Linked DNA regions of Mus musculus: region 1 is linked to region 2. Evidence: chromatin loops called from intact Hi-C (ENCODE). Cell type or tissue: heart. All regions are shown on one strand. Links, peaks and the distances in the headings refer to the core of each region. The heading gives the core; the rest is flanking DNA. Region 1 holds the start of Vps26b (VPS26 retromer complex component B). Region 2 has its middle 37 kb from the start of Jam3.

Evidence for each region. A loop is a pair of places that touch in the nucleus more often than their neighbours do. Peaks named below come from ENCODE experiments on the same cell type or tissue, not always from the same donor. Only the 100,000 strongest peaks of a DNase experiment are listed, where the experiment ranks them.
Region 1: it touches region 2 in a loop (2.7-fold over the local background); 1 of 42 quality-filtered maps calls a loop at or near these places.

What each region holds. Positions count from the first base shown.
Region 1 is chr9:27,026,966-27,032,316 of GRCm38, reverse strand. It overlaps Vps26b (VPS26 retromer complex component B), which reads left to right and starts at 2,223. Exons shown (of 6, transcript NM_178027.4): 1 at 2,223-2,918. The coding sequence starts at 2,696. It overlaps Ncapd3 (non-SMC condensin II complex, subunit D3), which reads right to left and starts at 2,152. Exons shown (of 36, transcript NM_178113.4): 1 at 1,818-2,152; 2 at 1,487-1,694. The coding sequence starts at 1,547. In heart, for the core only: CTCF peaks have their summits at 1,881 and 3,206 (motif pointing left); DNase peaks (open chromatin) are centred at 1,646, 2,226 and 3,146; H3K4me3 peaks cover 3,616 bases; H3K27ac peaks cover 2,261 bases.
Region 2 is chr9:27,190,022-27,195,394 of GRCm38, reverse strand. No RefSeq gene overlaps it. Among named protein-coding and RNA genes, the nearest start is that of Jam3, 37 kb to the right of the region's middle. In heart, for the core only: no CTCF peak of the experiment used is centred there; DNase peaks (open chromatin) are centred at 1,884, 2,304, 3,254 and 3,744; H3K4me3 peaks cover 1,174 bases; H3K27ac peaks cover 1,743 bases.

The sequences.
Region 1 (5,351 bases), core at 352-5,351, 160 kb after region 2:
CTGCACAAGCGAATGCCACAACACTACACTGCTACCTCACCTCCTGCACACACACATCCCCTTCCCCAGGACCAGAGGCAGCTGGGAGGGGCAAAGGGGGGTGTCTGGAACATCTACTAGGGGTCTACCTCTATAATAGTCTCCTGTGGACAATCACAAAGGTTCTGATGTCATATTGTGCTTGGAGAAAGGACTTCCACACCTCCTCTTATATGGTAGGCCAATGGACTGGTCATCTATTTAGAAAACAAGTAGGAAAGGCCCAAAGAGCTGACACAAGCAAGCCTGTACCTTCAAAGGAGGCAATGCAGGGTGTACAGGAGACAGTGACTGACTGCATCAGTAAGCAGTTAGGGATTATCCTGAAATTGCCTTCCTTGGCTATGGGGACAAGAGGGGGCAATAGGCATGAAAGAGAAAACCCTCAGGTTTGTGATTTAACTGGCTCAACCAGCTGGCTTTGGGAATCTTGATTTCATTCGGACATCTAATGAAGTCTTCAAGAGAACTGTCTTAGTCAGGGTTTCTATTCCTGGACAAAAAGCATCATGATCAAGAAGCAGTTCGGGAGGAAAGGGTTTATTCAGCCTAAATTTCCACACTGCTGTTCATCACCAAAGGAAGTCAGGACTGGAACCCAAGCAAGTCAAAAAGCAGGAGCTGATGCAGAGGCCATGGAGGGATGTTCTTTACTGGCTTGCTTCTCCTGGCTTGCTCAGCCTGCTCTCTTATAGAACCAAGACTACCAGCCCAGAGATGACACCACCCATAAGGGGACCTCCCCACTTTATCACTAATTGAGAAAATGCCTTACAATTGGATCTCATGGAGGCATTTTCCCAACTGAGACTCCTTTCTCTGTGATAACTCCAGCCTGTGTCAAGCTGACACACAAAACCAGCCGGTACAAGAACCATCTAGCTGAATTTATGATCACAAATTCTAAGAAAAAAAAAATCAACCTGAACATTGAGATTGTCTGTTTAAAACCACCTGGGGAATAGACTTAGGACTCCAGCAAGACTAGGTAGAACAAAGGTGACAGATGGAGATAACTGAGGCACTAGCACTATTAAAGGCCAATTATTAGCTTTTCATGTTGCTGCTGCTATTGTTATTATCACTGAGACACTCCTATTATTATTGTTTTATTATTATTATTATTGAGACTGGTTTAAATTCATTTGTGTGGCCCAGGATGGTCTTGAACTCATGGCAATCCTCCAGCCTCGACCTCCCGCATGCTAGAACAGTTTAGCTCTCTTTTCTACCAATTACTCGTCTGGACTCAGATCCCACCGTAAGTTTGGCTGGCCTTCACCCGGGCAGATTGTCACAATCCTGGGGCTCACGGTCAGTGCAGAGACCAGGGCTTCCCCTTCCCCCACCCCTACCCCTACCCTCACCGAGACGCAAGCTTGGATACATTAGGCGGAACAAAACACCCCAAGCCCCGAACCCAGAACCCGCGGCTGCGTTTCCTCACCGAGGCTGAGACCCAGCGGACACCAAGGCTGCAAGTTTTCTCCAAGATCCTGCAGCGCCATTCCGACCGTGGACGTACCGGCTCGCCGTCGCTCCCGCGCGCGCTCTGAGACGTTTTGGCGGACCAGTCACAACGTTCGGGATTTACAATCGACCAATCACCGCGCTGAGCCGTGTTCGTAACCCAAGCCAATGGGCTGGGTCGCCCACTGCGTGCGCATAAGTGGGCGGGGCAAAGACTGGAAGTTAAACAAGGCTAGCGAGGACTTTTTCTTTTTCCCTTAGCATTCCAGTTAATGTTGGGGTCAGGACGTCACTAGTGTTTTTCTTACCGTCATATCGTTCTTACACGGCAGGGAACCTAGAGGCCAGCGGGGACAGCATACTTCCTGTAGTAGCGGTCACATTTGCCCCTTCCGGTGACACTGAGCGTGCATGGGAAAGGCACCTCATCCCGTCAGACAGCACGCAAGCGTTGCTCGTATTCAAATGTGAAGAGTAGCCTGGCGTTTATCAGGCTAAGAAGGAAGAGAAATGCAACCGGAATATTACAAGGAGGCACTTGCAGTGCTAGGACTTGACGGAACATCTGGGCCCGAGTTCTACTGGAGAGAGGCCAGAGCCGCCATGTAAACAAAGCGCCCTTTGGCACTGCACATGCGCAGATGAGCGCACCCCTTGACGGCCTGGAGGGGGTAGGGAAAGCGAGGGGGGGGGGGGGGAGAGAAGACGTGCGCGTGCGCGTGGCATCATCTTCGCATCCGGGCCGGAGTTCTCCTGCCCCTTCCCCCGCCCGGCGCCGCCGTAGCACTTCGGTGCGTTACGCCGCGGGAGTCCAGGCAGTTCTGTGTGTGCGGCTGGGCGCTGGACCCCACCCGGTGGGCGACGAGACGCGCGTGCTTGGCGCCTTTCCTCCCAGGGCCCTAGTCGCTGCACCGCCAGGATCTGCGTTGGTACTGTGTCTGGCCTCTCGGTGCATCGCTGCTCTGGGCGCCGCAACCCGCAGCCGACCTCCTTCCTCCGCCCTGCCTCACCCCAGGGGCGCAGGCCATCGGCGATCGCCCACCGCCCAGCTCAGAGCGAGCGGGGCTGCGGTGCAGCGTCCAGCGCGTTCCCGCAGCCGGCCCTCCGGCCTGCCTTCCCCGAAGGCAGCTCGCGCCTGGGAGGGAGGGAGCAGTCTGTGCCGACACCGGCGCGGCCAGGCGGGGAGATGAGCTTCTTCGGCTTCGGGCAGAGCGTGGAGGTGGAAATCTTGCTGAATGATGCGGAGAGTAGGAAGCGAGCGGAGCACAAGACTGAGGACGGGAAGAAGGAGAAATATTTCCTCTTCTACGACGGGGAAACCGTCTCGGGGAAAGTGAGCCTATCACTGAAGAACCCCAACAAGCGACTAGAGCACCAGGGCATCAAGATCGAGTTCATTGGGCAGATCGGTGAGTCTATTCCCTGGGACCTTCCCAAAACCGGGACGTCAGCCTGCCCCTGGACTCGAGTGTGGGACGGGCTGGGAGCAGAGATTTTCAGTGCCCAGCTCCTGCGAGGCCTGCGACAGGTTCTTTTCAACTGTAATCTAAAGCCTGAGATTCACCCACGAGTCCCGCCCGTGGGCGACTCCCCCATGCATTCATTACCTTCTTCCGTGCCAAAAGTGACAGCGTGCTGCTGGGGAGGTGGGGACAGCCTAGATAGGGTAGGGAGCCCTCTGCTGTATGGTCGGATGCTCACCTGGTGCTTGGATATCCCCATTGTCTCTGCAGTATGCTTCCAGCTTTGCTTCTAGTAACCGGGATTTCATAGTGTGGTAGACAGTATCCTGCAGGTGGGTTTGACAGCTACAGCTGTCAGATCCAATCCAAAGTTAAGCAGTGACCCCACCCACCTATCCATCATCCCTCCTCCCCCTTTAAAATACAGTGCAGTGGACCGGGCTCATAAATTCCGTCTATCTATCTCACCTCCATTCTGTATTACATTGCATGTGCATGTTTTGAATACCTGTAACCTGCCTCTTTCTGACTGCCTCTATTTCTCAAACTTCCTTAGTACCATGCTGGTATTTAGTTGTCTGATTTTCTCCTTAAAGTCAAAGAAGTGATGCTGCAAAGACTATAATTAAATGATCAAAAATTTGCAGTGCTCAATAGTCACCTTCAAATATTGTTAGTTCTAATAGAACTAGATAGACAAGGGAAGGCGGTAAAACAAAATATTTGGGGAGCCAGGTGAGAGGTGAGTTTGGTGGCACATGCCTTAAATTGCAGCACTTGGGAGGCTGAGACAGGTAGATCTCTGAGTTGAAGGCCAGCCTGGTTCACATAGTGAGTTCTAGGCCAGCTGCCATTGCATAGTGAGACCCTGTTTCAAAATAAAACAAAACCCCACGAAGATTTGGGGAGCTGCCCATCATGACTGGCTTGTCACCCAGTCTAAGTATTTGGAGTCTTTTGTGTCATCAAAGTGCTTGGGTACTTCAAAAAATAAAACATTCGTATCATGAAGTCACCAGTAGGTTGTGCCCTGTGGATAATGAACACCAATCAGAAAATCCCTACCCTGTATCCCCTACTGCACATATGGACACTGATTTTAGCCACTTGCTTGGGACAGCTTGCTAAGTTCACATGCTAAGAGTTGAGCATACATCTCATCTGTTTGTTCCCTTTTGCCAGGGCATCCCCTCACACAGTCGTGCCTTGCGGTATCGCTGTGTATCCCAAGGTGGATGAAGCCAGTCCTAGTAAAGAATCACAGGTCAGATTATATACATTATATCCATCCAAAGCACTCTATATAAGCATGATATATGAAGCAGTCAGTACTTGCCGACTGAGAATTGGCATTTTAAGTAGGAGTTTTAAAGTGACTACTACATCAGTACTTTTGCTCTGTAATACCAGTAAAAATAGGTATGTTTTGGTTTTTGTCTATCCCATCAACTCCCTGATTATGAATAACTCAAAAGCGTCCCTGCCTCACTCCGGCAGATGAAATGAGCCATTGTAGAAGGAAAGCATGCCTAAGTCTCTTTCAGTTTAAATACAAGGTAGCCAAAGAGGCAGTTTGCTGCAATTGCCCCACCTGCTCTCTTGCCTAACTCCTTCATTCCCAGATTGTCATAACCTCACTGAATTTTCTTGAAACCTTTTATTGCTTCTTGGGATAATTTTCCCTGGGACCTTGGCACTCTGACCTGATGGGGACTCAGCTTTGTCAGCTGTAAATCAAGTATCTTAAAGTCACCTGGTAATTGAGATTGGGAGGCCGTGTCTCATGTCTCAGCTAGAGGGTTCCTTTATAGAGGTGAGAGTCGTCACTGCCATTTCACAAAGTGAATTTGAGCCAGTGATTCAGGCTTCCCACTAGGCTTCCTATGTTCTCCCCAGCTAGCTTGCCATGTGGACTTGTACAGAGAACAGTTTTCAGCCTCCAAGCATTTACTTCTGCCACGTGAGCTTTCACACAGCTAGCAGTGGGTGTGGTGCTTAAAGTAGATAGTTCAAGTTTATTCACATTCATTATCCATGGTTACTTGACAGAATGGATAGTAACAGAATTATAAGCAGTATATTTTCAGAAAAACTTTTCTAAGCAGACATGATGGTACATACTTATAATGTCAGGACTCCAAGGGTTAAGTAAGTCAGGAAGATCTGGAATTCAAGATTAGTCTGGCTACACATCAAGACACTGTCTCCAAACAAAGCAATAAAGGAAAAGCCTTTCTAGATATGTTTGGTATAAAAAAAAATCTCTCTTTCTACTTTTCCCTACCACTCTTTCTGTTCCTAAAATTGATTGCTATTAAGGATATAACAGCTTATTTGCACAAAGTACTTTCCTTGAGTTTCATGTTTCTTTATTATCTT
Region 2 (5,373 bases), core at 186-5,185:
GCAATCCTGTCATGGATGTGAGCCTACAATCGCTTGTGTTTCTGAAGGAGAGGTGCACAGGGCTGCTGGAGACTTTGAGTCATTGGGAGGTGAAGGAAAGCACAAAACATCCCTGATGCAAGACATGTCGTTTACCCCTGGCCACCTTCTGACCTCCTTGGACCAACCCTGGCTCCTCTGGAGAAAGCAATGCTGGGGAATTTGGCTAAGGGGGAAGCACACTGGGAGTAAGAAAGTGCAGGGATGGGAAGATTAGAGGGAGCAGGACATCAAGTGCATGGAGCAAACACAGGACGAGACTGAGGATCAGGATGGGAAACAAAACATAAGGCAGGAAGAAGGGTCCAGGATGCTAAGAAGAGAAACCGAGAAGCTACAGGGACTGGAGGAATGACATCAGATACTGTGTGAGGAAAAGAAGGCTTAACGGCCCCATCCCAGCTACTGCCATGGTCATAGCTGGTATACACAAGCAGGAGGTGAGGAGTCTGCCATTTATAACTCCCCTTCTGCTCCATCCCTCTTGTCCTATTTAATCTTCCCTTCTCCCTTCTTCTCTCTACCTTTCTCCATTGTTGCCTCTTTTCCTGGGGGTTGGGGGGTGGGGGGGGGCTGTGCCTAGATCTGCTTGGTTTATTATCCCTCTCAACCTTGAGTCTAAACTCAAAACCTTCTGAGTCTAAACTCTATTCAATTGCTTCTCATAGTCAGAGAGCCTAGAAACCAAGATTCTGATTCTAGATCAGTCGCTCCAGTGCTGGAAACACTGGCTAAGGGACTTACCATGAGAAACCACCTTTTCTTATTTTATGAACCTCCTGCGGGAGCTGTCAGGGATGACGGAGCGCACACAAATGGACAATCAAAACACCAAATGACAAAGTCTTACTCTTGGATTCCTTCACAGGCCTGCACTCCTCCGGTGCCTTTAAGGGCAGGTGATCCGCGTAGCATCACCTGCTCAAGGTGGACAGGCTTTCCTGTGATCCTCACAGTCGATCGCCCAACACAATGGACAGGCTGCTGTGTCCACATCAGAGGAAGGATCTTTGCAGAACAGTCTGGGCCTTGATGGCTCTCAGAGAGCATAGGTAGGCTTCCAAACATTAAGTCAGTCTAGACTGTGGTCTAACACAGGCTCCTAGAGTTAGAGGCCAAGACGTTTGATCGATGAAGCCGATCTAGGCTTCTCACAGGTAGAATAATTGAAGTGACGTTTCAAAGAAGCACTGAATATGCATAAGGGGGAAACAGAGAGAGGGGGGGAGGGTGAGAATATGTATGAATACGAATATGGGAGAAACTGGAAAGAAACAAGTGATGGATAAAGACAAAGACAAAACCCAAGCTCTAATACTTGGTGCATAGATGTGGTGGGGCAGAGACGTGGAGAAGGATGAAGGGAGAGCATTCTGGTAGAGCAATAAGGAGGCTAAGAGGAGTTGAGCCAGGCAGCCGGTAGAGCAGGCAGATGGAACAAGAGAGACAGAGAACAGAGCCACCGAGTGGGCACGCAGTGAGGCCTGGCAGCCAAGCCCTATGGATTTCCGAGAGAAGCAGATGCTTCCACAGGAGCAGCAGCTGGTGGTCCCTGAGTGTGTGCCTCCTTGTTGACTCTAGGCCCAGTGCAGCCTCCTGGGCAGCCAGCCTCAGCCTGGAGGTGCAGTCTGGGTCTAGAGAGGCAGATGACAAGCCTTGCCCCTCTTGGCCGGGGGGGGGGGGGGGGGGGGGGGGCTCCATCTCTCCTCTGCCATCCTCTCTTAGGCCCCACCCACCTATTCCATCTTCATTCCTTCCCCCCACCCCCCATCCCCCAGGCCTCTTGAATCCCAGGAAAGTCATGAACAGCAACCCCGTGACACACCAGGAAGGAAGTGGGCTGTGTTGGAGGGGTGAGTGTGAGCTACCACAAGGGTGTATACTGTGGTGAGAGGACTGTGGAGAGGACAAATGACTCTGTGAGCCCACAGTGAAGAGCTGGCGCCAAGAAAGCTGTGGGGAGATCATCCTGCAGAACTGCTGGCGAGGACGGGAGTCGGGGCTGTTAAGCTGTCTTCTCAGAAGTCCTCTCTCCCAGGGCTGACCTGCCATGAAGCCCAGAGACGGCCACAACCTCTTCTGAGCAAAAAGAAGTTGAACTGAACCTAGGTCAAAAAAAGTTTGGATTTCCCTGGCTTCATTCTGCACAGACGGCTGCTATGTGCAAGCCCCCTCCAGTGGGTAGAAAACATCAATGGGTTTTGGTGTGGATGACAATCCCTCCACCCCACCCCACCCCCGCCTGCCCCAAGATTTCCTCTAATAGGAAGGGAGCTCAGAATAGCTAGAGAGGGAGGGATCCTTCAAGATCTAGCATTCTATTGAGACCTAAGTAACTCTCATGATGCTTCCTTCCCGACACACCTCATCCCCTCCCAGAGATCTTTGAGATAATCCTGCAGTCACTCACACACCAGGCTTCTCTGCTGTGTATGTGTCAGTCTCTCTGTGGTCCTAAACCTAAGGTCAGAGGTTCTCTCTCAGACGTGACCCCAAAGTAGACAAGAGTCTCCAGGCTCTGGGAGGGAAGGTGGCAGAGGGACAGATAGGGCTTAGGATGTAGTATCCAGTGCAGCCACAGTATGAGTGAAAGACAGGTACCAGGGAGCCAGATGGGCCAAGAAGAAACAGAAGTTAAGTAGGAAGAGACGGATAAACAGCAGACACCAAGCAACCAGCCAAGCATATGCTTTGCAAGCAGGCAACACAAGCACCCAGTAGAGTTTGGGGTGGGGGAGGGGACACGGGCCCGCAGGGAGAGGGACACCAGCTTTTTCTGTGGCTAAATGTTGCATGGTCAGAATTCGTGATCTAATCCTTCTCCGTGGAATCTCAGAAAAATGGAACAGCAGCTTGCTGGCAAGAGAAAGAAGCACTTGGCACGGTGGGGAGGAGTGCTTAGGCCTGTTGCCATGGATCAATCTGGGCGGAGGAAACTGCCCCAGGCTTGGATAGCCAGGTGCCATCTCCAAGACCCCAGAGCATAGACCCATGAAGTCTGAAATGATCCACGAGAAAAGCAGAGAATTGTGGTGTGTCTGCTCAGGAAGTCCTTCAGCCCTGCAGGTGCCAGCTTCCCGCTGATGCTGATGAAGCCCTTCAAGGCTAGAGCCCTCAGTCTGGGTGATGTCATCCCTTTGAGCTTCAGGCAGGAGAGGGGTGGAGCCAGGCTGCTGCCTTGCGGAGTTTGCAGGCTCCACCTCCAACCCAGTCAGCTTCTCGCAACCCCCACCCTCTTGGCCAGCTTTCCTGGCCAACCTTGCCAGAAACCGGATGCTGCCGCAGCGCTCCTGGGAGGAGGGCCACCTAGAATCACCCTTGCAGAAAGCCAGATCTCTACAGAAAAGGGCTTTCTTTACCTGAGTCTTCTTCACTCGTTCTTCACTGTTCCCATATTCATTTGGGGGAAGCCCTGAGGTTTCTTGTGAGGCCAGCCTTACTCTCCTCCCACTGCATGTGCTCAGTGTGCTGCCAAGTACCGGGTGTCCCAAGTACGGGAATTTCTTTAAGAACTGTCCCAAGGGAGGAGTGACTGAATCAGACAAACAGCACTGTGGATCTGACAGTGCTGAGCTAAAGGAATAAAGGTTCTGAGCTGAATATAAGCCTGCTCTAAGTCCTAAAGCCAATCACACTCTTAAGCATTGTGCCTTCACCTCTTACAAGGTCGGGCCAGACACAAGTCAGCCCTGCGCAAGCTGCTGGCTTCTCTCCAAAGCTAGCATTGGCTCCAGCTCTCTGCTTCCCCGCCTCCTCCCCTCACCCAAACTAGCCGCTGTGCTTGGAGCTTTAGGATGCCTGGAATGGGCAAAACTATGTTTCCCTAAGCCTGATTTAGCAAGATACTAGGGGATTGCCTTCAGCAACACTAGACCTGCCCAGGGTAGCACAGATGCTCATCCTAGCCTGTCCTGGGAAACACCACACTGCAGGGTCTCTTGTTTGTAGGCACTCAGCTGCTTGGTATAGTCCCAGAGCCCAAGAGCAGAAAGGAACTTTCCCAGGTGTAAGCCCTAGGCAGCAGTCTAGAGCCAAGCTTATATGCCCCAGTGCAGATTCTCAGATCAACTCCAGGGCATTCTTACTTAGCCTAAATACTAGATCTGAAGTCATACTATGTATGGTGGGGGGGGGGGGGGAGGTAGAAAAAAGGACCTGGGAATGAATTTTCTACTTTGATTCATTGAGCCCTGGACCCCAGACCTCTAGCCTACTAGGAAAATGTCCCTGAACTTTATAGTTCAAATTGTCCTACTGGTCATATATGTGTGTGTGTGTGTGTGTGTGTGTGCGTGCGTGTGTATTACTCAAAGCTGCTTTCTTTTACATCAGATTTAAGTCCCATAATACTGCCATTATGAAGACAAAATAATTCGACCTGAGTAAAATAGTAATTTGATCTAATTCTTATGAGTGGGTAAACTGAGGAAGGATTTGAGCAGATATGAAAATCTTCGCAAGTTTTGTGAAATCATACAAAAATAAGTGAGCAAAATAGCTTATTATGAATCAGCTGAGAGCTCAGGTGCCTGGACACCTAATATATAATCATGTCTCTGTTTCGTATTCTTAGCTCAAAATGAAGAGACATGACAAGATGACTGGGAACAGACGCTTCCACCCACAGACCGATGCTTGAAGAAGGAATGAGAAAAGAAAGTGGGACAATTGTGTGATAAAGTGGGCTAACACCTGACAAGTGGGCCCTGATGGCAGCAGGGTTTAGAGAGATTGAGGGGTGTGGCCTTCCTAGTGGGCGTGGTCTGGAAAGGGCGTGGTCCGCTGTGATCTCAGACTGTCTGAAGGTGCTGCTTCTGCCAACTGGGGTATGCATGTGTGTTACATGCACACCTATATTACGACTATTTATAGGGATGTCCCGGAAGGTGTTACACATGAATTTGGTAAAACTACTTTATAAGACATGTATCATTGGCATGTGCATGTAAGATAGAAAGGGAAGGACATGACTGTGTAGAGATGTGAGCGCGGCCCATGAATATTTGTCAGGGTTACCTACCATAGGGGAGAGTTTTTTACAGACAGGTTCAAGAATATGGATATGAACACAGGTTTGTGTTTGGGATCACCGCAGAGCACCAGTCATAGGGGTTTATTTCTTAGGCCTCCCGAAGAGTCACCTGTGCTTCTCTCGTTACGGTGACGTTCTCAGAGATTTCGTCATACGTTTTATAATCTATGGATACACCCGTAAGAGCATTCAAGCCCAGGAGATCTGGCAGAGCTTCTGCCCCTTTGTGGCCCCTCCTTCACTCCCCTCCCCCTCCCAATTCTGCAGAGCAGAGGAGAAGCCTTGGTTCTAGACAGATGATT